2 separate regions of the Homo sapiens genome follow, and region 1 is linked to region 2. A link is an interaction called in ENCODE POLR2A ChIA-PET data of the cell type or tissue named here. Cell type or tissue: A673. All regions are shown on one strand. Links, peaks and the distances in the headings refer to the core of each region. The heading gives the core; the rest is flanking DNA.

What was found. Peaks named below come from ENCODE experiments on the same cell type or tissue, not always from the same donor. Only the 100,000 strongest peaks of a DNase experiment are listed, where the experiment ranks them.
Region 1: POLR2A ChIA-PET joins it to region 2 with 23 read pairs; 5 of 35 experiments call an interaction of 5 or more read pairs at or near these places.

What each region holds. Positions count from the first base shown.
Region 1 is chr11:47,614,617-47,619,994 of GRCh38, forward strand. MTCH2 (mitochondrial carrier 2) reads right to left here. Exons shown (of 13, transcript NM_014342.4): 13 at 2,701-4,303. The coding sequence ends at 4,217. Among named protein-coding and RNA genes, the nearest start is that of C1QTNF4, 23 kb to the left of the region's middle. RefSeq lists a silencer at 2,937-2,996. In A673, for the core only: a CTCF peak has its summit at 2,608 (motif pointing left); a DNase peak (open chromatin) is centred at 2,585.
Region 2 is chr11:47,866,433-47,871,810 of GRCh38, forward strand. No RefSeq gene overlaps it. Among named protein-coding and RNA genes, the nearest start is that of NUP160, 21 kb to the left of the region's middle. In A673, for the core only: no CTCF peak of the experiment used is centred there; DNase peaks (open chromatin) are centred at 644 and 3,249.

The DNA of each region.
Region 1 (5,378 bases), core at 85-5,084, 250 kb before region 2:
TGTTGCCCAGGCCGGAGTACGTTGGCGCAACCTTGGCTCACTGCAACCTCCACCTCCTGGGTTTCAGCGATTCTCCTGCTTCAGTCTCCTAAGTAGCTGGAATTATAGGCATGCGCCTCCATACCTAATTTTTGTAATTTTAGTAGAGATGGGGTTTCACCATGTTAGCCAGGCTGGTCTCGAACTCCTGGCCTCAAGTGATCTGCCCACCTCGGCCTCCCAAAGTTCTGGGATTACAGGCGTGAGCCACCGCACCCAGTCTTTTATTTTAATATACATTTTAAAGGCTAAGTGAAGCAGTGGAAAGGGAGAAGGAAAAAAAAATCTGTTAACTGGTTGTGATCAACTAGTTGCAATACTGCTGCACTTAGACCAGCCACGACCCCACTAGCTTTTCTATAAAGCCCAGTGAGGCTTTTTTTTTTTTTTTTTTTTTTTTTTTTTTGGCTCTCAGTTGACACCTAGGCTGGAGTGCAGTGGTGCGACCATAGGTCAGTACAGCCTCAACCTCCCAGGACTCAACCAGTCGTCCCACTTCAGCCTCCTGTGTAGCTGGCACTACAGGTGCACACCACCAAGCCTGGCTAATTTTTAAATTTTTGTGTTGAGAAAAGGTCTCACTATATTATCCAAGCAGGCTGTTTTAGTTGGCCTGTTTTAAAGGACTAAATATATATTTTTCCCCCACAGATTTTCAAATCAGAGAGAAGTAATGCTCCTGCTGTATAAAACATGAACTTGGTGTTGGATGTAGTTTTTGTCAGTTAGTTTGTACTATCATTACATGCTCTGAAGGAGGGAGAGTTTGAAGGCACAGCCCTCTCACCCAGTTGGGACTCTCAGTGACTTCACAAAGAGATGGCACTAGAACTGAATCTGACAGTACAGAAACATGTCACTGGCAAGAGGGGGAGGACATTTCTAGAATAGGAAATTATAGTTAAGTCAAGGTATGCTGAGGTAACAGAGATGATGGAATATAGGGCTTATGTTGAATGTTTCTTTCATCCTAAGGTTGCTTTTTTTTTTTTTTGAGACAGAGTTTCACTCTTGTTGACCAGGCGGGAGTGCAGTGGGGCAATCTCAGCTCACTGCAACCTCCACCTTCCGATTTCAAGCGATTCTCCTGCCTCAGCCTCCTGAGTAGCTGGGATTACAGGTGCCCGCCACCACGCCTAATTTTTGTATTAGTAGAGACAGGGTTTCACCATGTTGGTCAGGCTGGTCTCAAATTCCTGACCTCATGATCCACCCGCCTCGGCCTCCCAAATTGCTGGGATTACTAAGGTTGCTTTTTTACCCTAGTATTTTTATAATGATCCCCCAAAGTTCCAGGAAACCCATACCTTCTTTATTTTTAAGATGCAGTTTCACTCTTGTTGCCTAGGCTGGAGTGCAATGGCACGATCTCAGCTTACCGCAACCTCCGCTTCCTGGGTTCAAGCGATTCTCATGCCTCAGCCTCCCAAGTAGCTGGGATTACAGGCATGTGCCACCACGCCCAGCTAATTTTCCTCCCTTTATTTCTTTAAAAAATAGAGACAGGGTTTTACCATGTTGCCCGGGCTGGTCTTGAGCTCCTGGACTCAAGTGATCCACTGCCCCCAGCCCACCCCACACTCTTCTTAAGTCAAGGTTTCAATGGTCACCACATACTCTAGAGGAACAGTTTGTGGCAACTTAGCTTGGTACCACAAAGGAAAACCAGTTTCACAAGTGGCTTACTAGAGAACCCCTACTTTTCTTTTTCTTTTTTTTAAGAGACAGAGTCTCACTCTGTCACCCAGTGGCACAATCTTGGGTCACTGCAACCTCCAGCTCCCAGGTTCAAGCGATTCTCCTGCCTCAGCCTCCTGAACTACAGGTGCGTGCCACCATGCCCGACTAATTTTTTTGTATTTTTAGTAGATATATTGGCCAGGCTGGTCTCCAACTCTTGGCCTCAAGTGATCCACCTGCCTCAGCCTCCCAAAGTGTTAGGATTACAGGTATGGGCCACCACAACCAGCCTAAGTTCATATTACTTACTGAGTTCATTATTTCTTGCATGTGTTTCTTTTTTTTTCTTTTTTTTTTTTTTAAGAGATGGGAGTTTCACTCTTGTTGCCCAGGCTGGAGTGCAATGGCGTGATCTCAGTTCATTGCAACCTCCACCTCCTGGGTTTCAAGAGATTCTCCTGCCTCAGCCTCCCGCATAGCTGGGATTACAGGCATGTGCCACCATGCCCGGCTAATTTTGTTATTTTTAGTAGAGACAGGGTTTCTTCATGTTGGTCAGGATGGTCTCGAATTCTCGACCTCAGGTGAACCACCTGCCTCGGCCTCCCAAAGTGCTGTGATTGCAGGCATGAGCCATTGCGCCCGGTCGCATGTGTTTCTTAATGGCACCTACCTGCATTTCCTAGCCCCTGAATATCTTTAGACTTTTATGTTAGTAGCTTATAGTAAGATATTATGGAGGATCATAGGTATAGGACTCTGACTAGACCTCTAGCTTGGATGCAGCAAGACTGAAACAGCTGGACTAGTATTTTGAGCAATCCTAGGCCTTGGAGAAATTTCTCAGCCACCCAACTTGCACAGGAAAAACTGAAGCCTTGGCGTCCTCTGGTGGTAGACTGGTTATCAGAGTCAGACATGCTTCTCAACTAGGAATAGGCAAGCATGAAAGTTCACAGAAGCCACAGGATAAACATGGCACATTTTCCCAGATCATCTTTACTTAAAGATTTTTTGGGAGAAAAAGGTAGGCAGCAAACATTTTTATATTAAAACAAATGCAGATAGTAATATTGAAATAGTATATAAAATTGACATTACTTTTTGAGACAAAGGAAGAGACATCAAAGACATTTTAAGCCGAGCTCCTCATGAGCTTCCTAAACCCCAGGGGAGGGAAGAGACCCCTGCATTCTCGTTCTGTCTAATATTATCAGTGGGGCTGTTTTGACAGAGAAGTCTCAGAAGCAGCGAATTAAGTGCTTACTCATTTGGCAATGTCCCAGTGAGTTATATAAATAAGTGAAACCACAGGCTTTCTCATTTTAGAGCATTTTAACCTGCTTTTTAGAAGGCCTGAGTAAACAGAAGCTTTATGCTTGAGTTGAATTTTATTTTCTCCCAAAGTGATTTTTTTCCTCCTATAAATGTTAACATGCTTAACTGAGGGTATGGCATGTGAGGTGGTCAGTGTCCTAAGACCCATGTCGACTTGGGTTGGCATTACCAGACATGGAGTTACAAATATACTTTCCAAGGCTGTCATCAGAAATGCAAAACTACTCACCTTCGGCAACAATAACAAAAAGGAAACAAAACAAAAAACTGAAGAACAAAAGATTATATATAATTAGAACTGTATGGTGTAATTTAAGCACTGGCAAATACTTGGCTCTTAAAGAAGGGGGTTACTCCTGCAGGATCTGCTTTTCATATTTTATGTGAAAACAAGAACTTCCTTTGAGGAAAAAAGTGCCATTATACTTCCTTTCCAAATCTTGCTTATTTTCTGTAATTGTCTTTTTCTTTGTTGTTGCTGACCCTTTATCTTATTTATTTTTTTTCAGGTAGCCTCTTGAACTAGAGTAGGCTCAGAGGCTCCCTGTAGGTGACATTTTATTACTTTGCAATAACAGACTGAAGGGGCAGATCCTCACACAGACTTTCTAGGGTAATGTAGCAATGTACTGTCCTTTTCTTGAAGTATGAGAGACAAGGTCAATGAAATGTGCTTAGAAGCATAATGGGAGTCAGATTCTGGTGCATGCTACTGACATTTTAGGGTCTACCCAAGAAAAAGTAATTCATAACCTCCCATATAGTTTAATTTAGTGATTTTGTTAAGTTTTACAAAATTATTTCTCATTTTTCTTGGAATTCTACTCTTCATTTTACAAAGCCTTAAATTGAGACTCAAAAATCACATGACAAAGTGCCTGTAGCTTCAGGAAAATACAACTTTTTTTCCCTTCTGGTTAAGTAAAATAAGAATTTGGAGCAAAAATATCCTAATTCAGAATAACTAAAGGGGGAGTATCAGTGGTAAGTTATGTTGTGCTGGAAAAAAGAACAAAAAAGGCAGACACCAAACACCTGAATTTTCCCAAGATTAAATGATTATTAAAAAAGCGCGCCACACTGTATAGAAATCAACATTCTCTCCCATAATTCTGTGCATCTGGGACTACAGAAATGTCACTGTCCCTGCCCCACATCTTCAAATTAACATTTTCAGGTCACAACAATAAGTCTTCCCAAAGGGGACCTTCCGGAAAAATAAGCTATTTCCTCGGCTCATATTCCCCTGGAAAACAAAACAAAACAAAACACAAATAATATCTAGCGAGATGAGATCAGCCAATCCAAATCAGCAGAGAGGTCCAATTGGGAGACGTGACTAAATCTAGGACAAAACTGGGACTATCACTACAGAACAAGGATTAGTATTCTCTGAAAGGCTGAGCTACTATGAACTAACTACAATTTCTCCTTATTAAGTTCTTACTCTGGGCAGACAGAACGCCCAGGTTGGATTCTGGCTTTGCCACTTTCCAGCTGGCTTAGCAAATGAGTCATGTAGAACAGTGCCTAACATTCAGTAAGTGCTAGCTTTCATTTATTTCTTTGTTTTTCTTTTTTGAGATGGAGTCTCGCTCTGTTGCCCAGGCTGTAGTGCAGTGGTGCAATCTCGGCTCACTGCAACCTCTGCCTCCCAGGTTCAAGCGATTCTCCTGCCTCAGCCTCCTAAGTAGCTGGGAAAGGAACGCGCCACCGTGCCTGGCTAATTTTTGTACTTTTAGTGGAGGTGGGGTTTCACCATATTGGCCAGGCTGGTCTCAAACTCCTGACCTCAAGTGATCCGCCTATCTTGGCCTCCCAAAAGTGCAGGGATTACGGGTGTGATCCACCATACCCGGCCTATTTATTTCTTAATGAAATGAAATCATGTTTCTAAGGACTACTTATAAAATCTTATAATCAAAGTAATAACAACCTGGACAACATAGTAAGACCCCATCTCTACAAGAAATTAAAAAATTAAAGGCCGGGTGTGATGGTTCACACCGGTAATCCTAGCACTTTGAGAGACCAAGGCAGGAGGATCACTTGAGCTCAGGAATTTGAGACCAGCCTGCACAACATGGCAAAACCCCGTTGCTACAAAAAATACAAAAAATTGGGCAGACATGGTGGCTCACGCCTGTAATCTCAGCACTTTGGGAGGCTGAGGCAGGCAGATCACCTGAGGTCAGGAGTTCGAGACCAGCCTGACTAACATAGTGAAACCCCATCTCTACTAAAAATACAAAAATTAGCCGGGCGTAGTGGCGGACACCTGTAATCCCAGCTACTCAGGAGGCTGAGGCAGGGGAATTGCT
Region 2 (5,378 bases), core at 292-5,291:
TATAGGCGTGTGCCACCAGGCTTGGCTAATTTTTTGTATTTTAGTAGAGACAGGGTTTCACCATGTTGGTCAGGATGGTCTTGATCTCCTGACCTCGTGATCAACCCACCTCGGCCTCCCAAAGTGCTTGGATTACAGGCGTGAGCCACTGCGCTCAGCCCAGAATTTTCTTAAAAGCTAAAAGCACGCAGGGGTAGGTTGGAGAGAGAATTTTCGAGAGTGAAACAGAACACAGAATTTTTTAGAGTGAAACTACTCTGTATGATGCTATGATGGTAGATACATGTCAAAACTCACAGAATATTCCACTTGAGGCCATGAGTTCAAGACCAGCCTGGCCAGCATGGTGAAACCCCGTCTCTACTACAAATACAGAAATTAGCTGAATGTGGTGGCGTGCAACTGTAATCCTAGCTACTTGGGAGCTTGAGGCAGGAGAATCGCCTGAACCTGGGAGGCAGAGGTTGCAGTGAGCCGAGATTGTGCCACTTCAACCTGGGCTATAGAGCAAGACTGCGTCAAAAAAAAAAAAAAAAAAAGCTAAAGTCAGTATGGGGTCAAAGAACCTACAGAAGTTCATCTGGCTCCATTTAAATGAGGCCTTCTTTGAGTGCTCGTTCACATCCTATTCAACCCTCTTTTACATGCCCTCCTGGGACTGTCTCTCAGCCTTTCCCAAGACTGTCTTCCTCCTTCCAAATTCTTCTTCTTTTTTTTGAGACGGAGTCTCGCTCTGTTGCCAGGCTGGAGTGCAGTGGTGCAATCTCGGCTCAATGCAACCTCCACCTCCCAGCTTCAAGTGATTCTCCTGCCTCAGCCTCCTGAATAGCTGGGACTACAGGCATATGCCACCATGCCCAGCTAATTTTTGTATTGTTAGTAGAGATGGGGTTTCGCCATGTTGGCCAGGATGGTCTTGATCTCTTGATCTTGTGATCCGCCCACCTTGACCTCTCAAAGTATTGGGGGGATTACAGCATGAGCCACCGTGCCCTGCCCTCTTTTTTTTTTTTTTGAGGCAGGGTCTTGCTCTGTTGCCCAGGCTGAAGTGTGGTGGTGCAATCTCAGCTCACTGCAACCTATGCCTCTCAGGCTCAAGCCATCCTTCTACCTCAGTCTCCTGAGTAGCTGGGGCTACAGGCATGCACCACCACACCTGGCTAATTTTCATATTTTTTGTAGAGATGGGGTTTCGCCATGTTGCCCAGGCTGGTCTCGAACCCCTGAGCTCAAGTGATTCACCTGCCTCGGCCTCCCAAAGTGCTGGGATTACAGGTGTGAGCCACTGCACCCAGCCCCCATTCTTCTTTGTGGGGACAAAAAGGTCAAACAAGGACAAGGGTTAGGGAATGGCTGGGGAATTCAGATAATTGAGTTAAACAGATAGGTTCTTTGGTCACCATAGCTTCAAATAATAGATTTGATCAAATCCTGAATGGTGTTTGGCATTTTATAGGACCTCAAAAGTTTGGATAGCTGTCACCACACACTTTTCTCATTCCTCTTCTCTAAGGCCCCCATAGCATTTCCTCGGAAATCATTCTATTCATCCTTTATTCCCTGGTAGTGTCAGAGGAGATTAGTCACTTTTTCCAGCCTCTGGCAGAAATGCTTCTGCTAACTTGTGCCTTGGTATTATAAGGAAGGTCCATGAAATTCATCACTGTGCTTTGAGAAAGATGTTATTGACCGGGCACCATGGCTCATGACTATAATCCCTTTGAGATCAGCCTGGACAACATGGCAAGACCCCGTTCTCTACAAAAGATAGAAAAATTAGCCAGGTGTGGTGGTCCTGTAGTCCCAGCTACTTGGGAGGCTGAGGTGGGAGGATGGAAGCCCAGGAGGCAGAGGTTGCAATGAGCCGAGATTGAGTCACTGCACTCCAGCCTGGATGATAGAGCCAGACCCTTTCTCAAAAAAAAAAAAAAAAAAAAAAAAAAAAAAAAAGCTGGGGTGCAGTGGCTAAAGCCTGTAATCACAGTATTTTGGGAGGCCGAGGCAGGTGGATCACCTGAGGTCGGGAGTTTGAGACCAGCCTGACCAACATGGAGAAACCCCATCTCTATAAAAATACAAAATTAGCTGGGTGTGGTGGCACATACCTATAATCCCAGCTACTCAGGAGGCTGAGGCAGGAGAATCGCTTGAACCTGGCAGGCAGAGGTTGCGGTGAGTTGAGATCACGCCTATGCACTCCAGCCTGGGCAACAAGAGGGAAACTCCGTCTCAAAAAAAAAAGAGAAAAAAAGGTATTAGGGAAATTCCTTTGGGAGGACTCATGGGAAAGATTATAGCTCTAGAAGAATTGTGCTACACCTATGCAACTGATATGTTTATCCTTTAGAGACTATGCATTTTGTACCTCATCTGATTTCTCCCTTTGTGTTGATTACCAGGAGTTTCTTTTCTTCTTCTTATACTTTTTTGAGATGGAGTCTCGCCCTGTCACCCAGGCTGGAGTGCAGTGGTGCAATCTCAGCTCACTGCAACTTCCGTCTCCCCAGTTTAAGCGGTTCTCCTGCCTCAGCCTCCCTAGTAGCTGAGATTACAGGCATGCATCACCATGCCCAGCTAATTTTTATATTTTCTGGTAGAGATGGGGTTTCACCGTGTTGGCCAGGTTGGTCTCAAACTCCTGACCTCAAGTGATCCACCTGCCTCGGCCTCCCGAAGTGCTGGGATTACAGGCATGAGCCATTGCACCTGGCCTTACCAGGAGTTTCCGAGTCAACTTTTATGCCATCTATAGCAAAAACTTCATGACTTGCATCTTACCTCTATACCTTTACTTTCCCTTTGCTATGTGGTTTCTGTTTCAAATTTATTTTATCTTGCTATAGTGTTTGTATAAGTGGCCTTTAGATTATTCTTGTAAGAAGATAGGGTATAGATAAATAAGTAAAATAGACATTTGTAGATAAGAAAATCCAGAGAAAAGTGAGTTCTTTAAGGCAGCAGATAGCTCCATTGATAAAACCTAGGCTTGCCACAGATTACCCACAGTACAGTGAAGATTATATTAGAAAATGCAATGCCCTTTTAAGCGCCATGTCAATCCTTATAATATAGATAAATAAAGCAGCGGGTGTGTGAATTGCATTCAAGTCATGGAGCCCAGGAACCATTGAATGAATGGTAAAGCAGTACTCTAGGAAGGTCTTTTTCAACTTGGTTGTTAGTGCAGATTAGATTCTTCTACAGGAGAAAAGTCTCAAGTGACCCAAAGGAAGTGATTCATAGGGGACAAAAGCAGAGGGTGGTGACAGAAGCCTAAGATGGTGTCCCAGAGGGAAAGTGGGCAGTGCCAAGCAGAAACTACAAAAAAAAAATAAGCATTTGTTGAAAGACAAGTTCATAAGCCATCCAAACCAGGGTCACAAGCTCCCAACAGAGTGGCTAGAATCTCTGCTGATGAATTGAAGGAAATTTGCAATAAGGAAAAATACACCCATTTGAAAAGAAATCCAGTTCATAAGGTCAGCCCAACCCAAAACATCAGTGAACAGGAATTTGGTTCACTGAACAATACCAGTCTTGGTCCTACAGTGGCCAACTCATTCCTTTACAAAGTGAATACAGTTCACACCTATTTTTGTACTGAAAATTCTACAGAATAGCTTTAAGAAAAATCCTGGACAGTCAGGAACTCTAAAAAAATTTGACCTTGTTTTCTAGCACAGCTGGGTGGCAGTTTGTGTCCCTTTTACGATGTTAGCAATTGCCAGTTTCACTCAACTGCCACAAATGGGGGTAGTAAAATTCCAATTACCTCATACATGGAAACTCTATTAGGAGAGACAGACAATGTCACATTTATGATATTTTACATTTAAATACCAGCAAGTAACAAATGCCCACAGGCTATGCCAAGGACAAGTAAATAATATCAATCTCTTGTAGATATGATGACCATAATAATTATAATCGCTCATACTTACATAGTATTTGCTATGAGGCAGGCATGGTGCTAAACATTAACACACATTAACTCATTTAATTTTATCCTCACAACAATCTCCTTTAAGGTAGTCACATAAGGTAGCTACATATAGGCTTGGCCATTTCCTTCTGTTCTCCCCTCCCCTCCCCTCCCCTTCTCTGTCTGTCTCTCTCTTTCTTTCCTTCCTTCCTTCCTTCTCTCTCTCTCCTTCTCTCTTTCTCTCATTCTTTCTCTCTTTCTCCCTTCCTTTCTTCCTTCCTTCCTTCCTTTCTCTCTCTCTCTTTCTTTCTTTCTTTTCTTTCTTGACAGAGTCTCATTCTGTCACCCAGGCTGGAGTTCACTGACATCATCATGGCTCACTGCAGCCTCAACCTCCCGGGCTCAATACATTCTCCCACCTCAGCCTCCCGAGTACCTGGACTATAGGCATGTGCCACCATGCCTGGCTAACTTTTGTATTTTTTTTTGTAGATACAAGAGACAAGGTTTCACCTTATTGCATAGGATGGTTTTGTTAAACTCCTGGGCTCAAGCAATCTGCCTGCCTCAGCCTCCCAAAGTGCTGGGATTACAGGAGTAAGGCACCGAGCCCGGCCTGGCTTTGCCGTTTTCAGTGTGTCTATACTTATACGTCTCACTGTCATACACTAGGTCAAAATTACCCCAATCTTGAATATTTACTGCCCCCTTCAAATTCTTTGGGCAAGTGGGGTAAGGAGTACCAGATCTACCATTCATTGAATCCCTGCACTGTGCCCAGCTCTGTGCTAGGTGCACACATCCATCACAACCCCCCACTTTTTTTTTTTGAGACAGAGTTTCCCTATTTTTGCCCAGGCTGGAGGGCAGTGGTGTGATCTTGGTTCACTGCAACTTCTGCCTCCCAGGTTCAAGTGATTCTCGTGCCTCAGCCTCCCGAATAGCTGGGATTACAGGTGCCCACAACCACCCCGGGCTAATTTTGTATTTTTAGTAGAGACGGGGTTTCACCATGTTGGCCAGGCTGGTCTCAAACTCCTGACCACCTCAAGTGATCTGTTTGCCTCCACCTCCCAAAGTGCTAGGATTACAGGTGTGAGTCACTGCACCTGCCCAGAATTTGCATCCTTAACTATGATTCTATACTGTCACTGTGCCAGACTCCATTTGAGGGGCTGGGTGTCCCAACTGCTTTTGGGTTTAAGATTTTGAAATATGTTGGAACATCTAATTTTTGAGCTTCTATAACTGGTCTTAAGTCATGGAGTTGGGGACATTTGCAGTTCTTTTCACGGGGATAAAGTAAACTTGGGTACATCCCAACAAGTGAGATGCACTGATTCCACCATAAGAACCATGTGGTGAGGGCCATGCCTTAGGGGTGGGGGAGCTACAAGACAGAAGAGCTGGGCCTCTGATGGCATTGAGGAATGAGCTGCTTCACCGTGGAGGGGGA